Regions from separate parts of the Homo sapiens genome. Here region 2 is linked to region 1. A link is an interaction called in ENCODE POLR2A ChIA-PET data of the cell type or tissue named here. Cell type or tissue: PC-3. All regions are shown on one strand. Links, peaks and the distances in the headings refer to the core of each region. The heading gives the core; the rest is flanking DNA.

Region 1 (2,922 bases), core at 131-2,630:
TTGTTGAATGAATAAATTAATGATCATATTAATAGCCATATACCCCAATCCAATACCAACTTCAGTGTACCTATCTTGAACACTTAAAGAGTCACGATGAATCAATCACTTCAAAAACTACCACTGTTTCTCACTCATTCATTCTTTTGACAAAATATTATTTATTACCTACTACGTGCCAAGACTTTTATAAGCACTGGAGATATAATAGTAAGCAAAACAGCTAAATTTATACCATAAAATGTATATTCTACTGGAAAAAACAGACAATACATAAACAAGAATATCTGTTATAATGCTGGGTAAAGATAAGAACTATGAAGACAAATGAGGGAGGTTAAGGGGTTGCATATCCTCCAGGGGTGCTATTTGAGAAGACTTGGTGAGGGAAGCCCTTTCTGATGAGGGGGCATTTGAGTAGAGCCCTGAGTGACATGTGAGAGTGAGCCAAGAGAGGATCTGGGGAAGAGCTGCCAGATGAAAACTATGGGATAAACCAGATGGGCGGAGAGGCTGGCATATTGAAGCAAAAAAAGGCCAGGGCCATAGGAGCAGAGGCCCAGAAAGGGCGAGAGGAGAGGGCAGCCAAGGGCAGATTTTCTAGAGTCCTTGGATATTATTCTCAGCATGCTGGGAAGGCATTTGAGAGTACTCAGCAGGGGAGTAACTAGATCTGACTTATCTTTTACAAAAAAGGCTCACTCTGACTGTTGTGTAGATTGAAAGAGGGCAAGTGTGGAAGCTAGAAAAAGCACAGAGCCTTACAATGGATAATTATTCTTAGCAGTTGTGAGATACTACTAGGAGCTCCTTGGTAATATTTAGGAGTTGGGATATGAAACCCAGGTGGCCAATTACCCAGGTAAATATGGGAGCAGAACACCATGGTGATTTGATCCTCTAAGCCTCACCATCACAGTCATTTAGGCAGCTCAAATTAGAAGTCCAGGATTCAAAACACCTATGGCTTATCATCCCTAATATTGAAAAAGGAGAATAAAAAATCCACAGCAAGAAATGAAGTATTTTTCAATCCTTCAACTACAAAAAGAGAAAAATTTGATCAGCAGAAACAACACATGAAATTAACCGCCCAGGTCCACCCATTCCCTAGGGAAATATGTGGCCAGATTGGCCCCATTAGTCATGTATAATCACATAAATAAGACATTCATGCAGGAAGTCACCCTTCACCCCAAAGGAACAGTTAGATGAGTAACAGCATTGGTCACTACAGAAATCCATTTTTTCTTTCACTGTCCTAATACACAGTTTTCTTCTTTCTCCTTACTATTTCCTGTGTTAAATATAAGTGTCCGAGGTTGTTTAATAATAAAAAAAAATACCGTGAAACTCTGCTTCAACTATTCTAATTTATTCCCCTACAGTTAAACGTCTGGTATTTTAAATCTATGTCATTTATTTACTTGTGGTGTAATCATATTGACTGTGACCTAGAGAGGAACGGATAAGTTAATGAAATGCAGAAGTACCGTAGACTCACAAGACCATGACTACTGAAAGGGGTGGTGTTTATGTTTTTGCCCAAATTATGATTTGCAGCCTCTACCTGGCTGAAATTCCATGTAGTATCCCCTCTCCAAGTGTTTCTGATTATTTCTAGAAGGGCTTGTTGATCTCTTAAGACTGGAAAGCTTATTTTAGTAATAGGCTTCCTTGCTTCTGGGAAACTCATTCCCTGTGGATAGTGGGGTAGAGAGGAGTATAGTACAGCAACTACAAACTCAGGCTCTGAATTCAGACTCGCTGGATTTGAATCCTAGTTTTGTCACTCATAGCTACATGGCACTGCACAAGTTACTCAATCTCTGTATCCATTTCCTGATTTATAAAGCAGAAATAATACTACCTCCCTACCTCTCTAGTAATTACGACCTCATTGTAATGTTACCAGGAATAGTTGAGATACAAGCTGAGTATCCCTAATCTGAAATGCTTGGAACCAGAAGTGTTTCAAATTTGGATTTTTTTTTGAATTTTGGGATATTTGCATTATTTTAACCATTTGAGCATCCCAAATTTGAAAATCAGAAATTTGAAATGTTCCGGTGAGCATTTCCTTTGAGCATCATGTCAGTACTCAGAAAGTTTCAGATTTTGGAGCATTTCAGATTTCACGTTTCCAGATTAGGGGTACTCAAAACCTGTATCTATAAAACTTTTACAACAGTGTTTGACATCCGAAAAATGATGGGCAAATATTGTCAGCCATTAGTGTTGTGTCAGGGAGGGCAGTTGATTTCTGCCTATTACTCCTGTTGATGGTGCCATTTTGAGAATGACAATGTCTAGGCCAAGTATCCTGTATACAGGTGTTCCCAAAGCTACCCTTGGTTAGTGTTAAATTCTGGACAGAGGCAGGAAGATTAGCTATCCTTTAAACTCTTGGTCAGGTCTTGTCTCCTGGGCCCCAAACAGAACTACTTAGATCTATCATCTTATCAAGTTTCCGGCCAGTGGTGAACAGTTCTGTTTGTTTCTAATTCTCTCCTCCATTTATGAGAATTCAAATCCAAACCTTGTGCCTAGACAGTTAAAGGAGTTGTTTTCAGCCTAACCACTGTTCCCACAGAGAACAGACCTCATACCATCCTCTTCTTTCTCCTATTGGTTTTTACTTTTAGCTAAAACCATCCCCCCTCCCTTAGTTGGTAAACAAATGCTTCTATACATAACCTTAGAACATGCAGAAGGAATGAGGGAGAGGAATATTTTCTACACTGTCAGTGTCTGGATCTAGTTCAGCCGGGTAATTATGCCCTATTATCGATGTTGGAGTTTTATCTCCCTGGTGGGGTCAGACTTAGATGGCCCATGGTTGTCTGATTTAAAAGGTATAATGTGTTCATTAGAGAAGGCCAAATGTACATTTAAAAACATGAAGGCCAAATATGTATGGCT
Region 2 (2,922 bases), core at 266-2,765, 190 kb before region 1:
CAATCATGGCAGAAGGCAAAAGGCATGTCTTATACAGCAGCAGGCAAACAGAGAATGAGAGCCAAGTGAAAGGGGTTTCCCCTTATAAAACCATCAGGTCTCATGAGGCTTATTCACTACCAGGAGGACAGTATGGGGGAAACCACCCCCATTATTCAATTATCTCCCACCAGGTCCCTCCCACAACACGTGGGAATTATGGGAGCTACAATTAAAGATGAGATTTAGGTGGGGACGCAGCCAAACCATATGAGAATACACCTAGCTCCCTTGTTTCCTCTTAAACATTTTGTTTTCCTCCTCAGTCCCTTAAATTTAAATATTTGAACAATACAACAAAATTAAAGTGACTGAGACAAGGTAGATAATCAATAAATATAATTCCCCCTGCTTCTGTTCCTTTATCCCCTTTTCTGGAACCTTACACTTGCAAGCTTTATCGTGGATGCCCAGATCTCCAAGGGTGCTATTCTGCAGGGTTTGGGGATTGCAACACAATAGAGGTCTCCACTTATTTCCTCCTCACCCTCAGAACTTGCATGGCTCTGGTAGTCATTAAAAATGTTCAGACATTCTACTTCTCTGCCTCCCAGGTATATCTGTCTCCTTGTGGTTGAATAAGTTCACATGACTGATTCTGGTCACTGAGTTGGGAGTATAAGTAAGGATTATCTCTTCTAGGCCAAGGTGTTGAATTACTAGTGCAAGATTCTTTAGGGTACTTTTGTTCTAGGCTCTAGTGTCCAACAATATTTGAGATAGTGGCTACCCTACTAGCCTGGATTCCTAGCCTGTGAAGAGATACATAGAAGAGACCCAGCTCACCTGCAAAGGACATGGAATGAAAGTGAGAGATAAACCATTGTTTTCAGAAGCCAATAAATTTGGGGGACATATTTTCCTTTAGCATAGCTGAGTTATAGCCTGAATAATGCATTGTCTCATACTTCACCCCCCTCATTAGGATAAGTTAAAATTTAGACTCGTTGAAGGCAAAGACTTTATCTATGCTGTGATGTTCTTTTATGTATACTCAGTGCCTGTGCAGAGCCTAGAGCATGGGGCAATAATCACTCAATAAATATTTGTTTACTCTAAAAATAAATGAAACACTCTACTGTTGTCATGGTGACAATAAGAGGTTAACAAATGTGGTTATTCATGCACATGAATTACAACCCTATTAGCTAAATAAGTCATAGGTTTTTGTTCCCAATACTACTTAATGGTGATTACAGATACATTGGAGGGCTGGCTGGAGATGATTCCAGTTAGATCAGTTTTCTGGGCTCTTTCAGAAAATGTCACTTGGGCAGCTACCTGAATGGCCTCATGAATAGAAAGGCTCTAAATCTACTTAAGACTAGGTATGAGTTATTGAGAGGGCTAATTGATACAACTGAGAGGACAAGAGAAAGAGCCAGAGAGTGCCTTGACAACTGTGTTAATAAGCCTAGCTTATCAACCTATCACCCTATATGTAGTTAAATCTCAGAACAACTTAACTATAACTTAGTTGAATTTTTGGAGAGATTCTAGCTGTGAATTATAAAGGACATTTCTTTTTTTAAAAAAAGAAAAAGGAAATAAAATTTTGCTTAATAGTAAACAAAATAGGTTTATTTATCTTGTCACTTTGGAATTTACTTCTTCTAAATAATTCCTAAAAAGCTTGCAAATAGGAAGATTTTATAGAATGACACCCTGCTCTGTGATTATATTCCCTGAGTACTAAAAGCAGTTCATAACAAAAGTATCAACATCTTCTGTTAAGAACTGTGTTGGCAATTCTGTGGCACGCTGGTGCCCAAAGAGGGAAGCTAAAAATATGGGTGAACGTTTCTCAGAGGCTGATTCAGGTTGTAAGAGCTGGATCCTGAGACTCATCCAATTACAACATAGAAAGGTCCTGTCAAATGAGCTTCAGCCAGGCCATCTAGGGTGGGTGAGGGTAGCATTAATGCATAGGGGCAATAATCAGTGCTTAAACAGGTAGGTGGTGATGTTGGGTGTTAAGTAGTGCCTTGCTTTGTATCTAAACAGCGACCCTGGGTTTGTCATAAATAGCTCTTATTATTTTGAAGTATGTTTCTTCAATTCCTAGTTTACTGAGAGCTTTTAACATAAAGGGATGTTGAATTTTGTCAAAAGCCTTTCTGAAGCTATTGAGATAATCATGTGGTTTTTGTATTTAGTTATATTTGTGTGATGAATCACACTTACTGATTTGCATATTTTGAACCAACCCTGCATCCTGGCGATGAAGCCTACTTGATGGTGGTAGATTCAATTTTGACGGGCTGCTAGATTGTTTGCCAGTATTTTGTTGGGGATTTTTGCATCAATGTTCATCAAGTATATTGGCCTGAAGTTTTCATTTATTGTTGTGTCTCTGCCAAAATTTGGTATCAGCATGGTGCTGGCCTCATAGAATGAGTTGGGGAGTCCCTCTTCCTCATTTTTTTGGAATAGTATTAGTAGAAATGGTACCAGCTCTTCTTTGTATGTTTGGTAGGATTCAGCTGTGAATCCAGCTGGTCATGGGATTTTTTTGGTTAGTAGGTATATTAGTTTGTTTTCATACTGCTGATAAAGACATACCCGAGACTGAGGAAAGAGGTTTAATTGGACTTACAGTTCTACATGGCTGGGGAAGCCTTATAATGATGGCAGAAGATGAAAGGCTCATCTCACATGGCGCAGACAAGAGAAGAGGGCTTGTGCAGAAAAACTCCCCCTTATAATAACCATCAGATCTCGTGAGACTTACTATCGCGAGTACCGCATGGGAAAGACCTGCCCCCATGATTCAAATACCTCCCACTGGGCCCATCCCACAACACGTGGGAATTCAAAATGAGATTTGTGTGGGGACACAGCCAAACCATATCAGTAGGCTATGTATTATTGATTCACTTTTGG

The links. ChIA-PET counts read pairs that join two places held together with the same protein. Peaks named below come from ENCODE experiments on the same cell type or tissue, not always from the same donor. Only the 100,000 strongest peaks of a DNase experiment are listed, where the experiment ranks them.
Region 2: POLR2A ChIA-PET joins it to region 1 with 7 read pairs; 3 of 35 experiments call an interaction of 5 or more read pairs at or near these places.

What each region holds. Positions count from the first base shown.
Region 1 is chr2:180,522,384-180,525,305 of GRCh38, reverse strand. No RefSeq gene overlaps it. Among named protein-coding and RNA genes, the nearest start is that of SCHLAP1, 170 kb to the left of the region's middle. In PC-3, for the core only: no CTCF peak of the experiment used is centred there; a DNase peak (open chromatin) is centred at 1,165; H3K4me3 peaks cover 542 bases; H3K27ac peaks cover 2,500 bases.
Region 2 is chr2:180,713,450-180,716,371 of GRCh38, reverse strand. The region is part of intron 1 of SCHLAP1 (SWI/SNF complex antagonist associated with prostate cancer 1); the gene reads right to left. Among named protein-coding and RNA genes, the nearest start is that of SCHLAP1, 23 kb to the right of the region's middle. In PC-3, for the core only: no CTCF peak of the experiment used is centred there; no DNase peak of the experiment used is centred there; H3K27ac peaks cover 1,349 bases.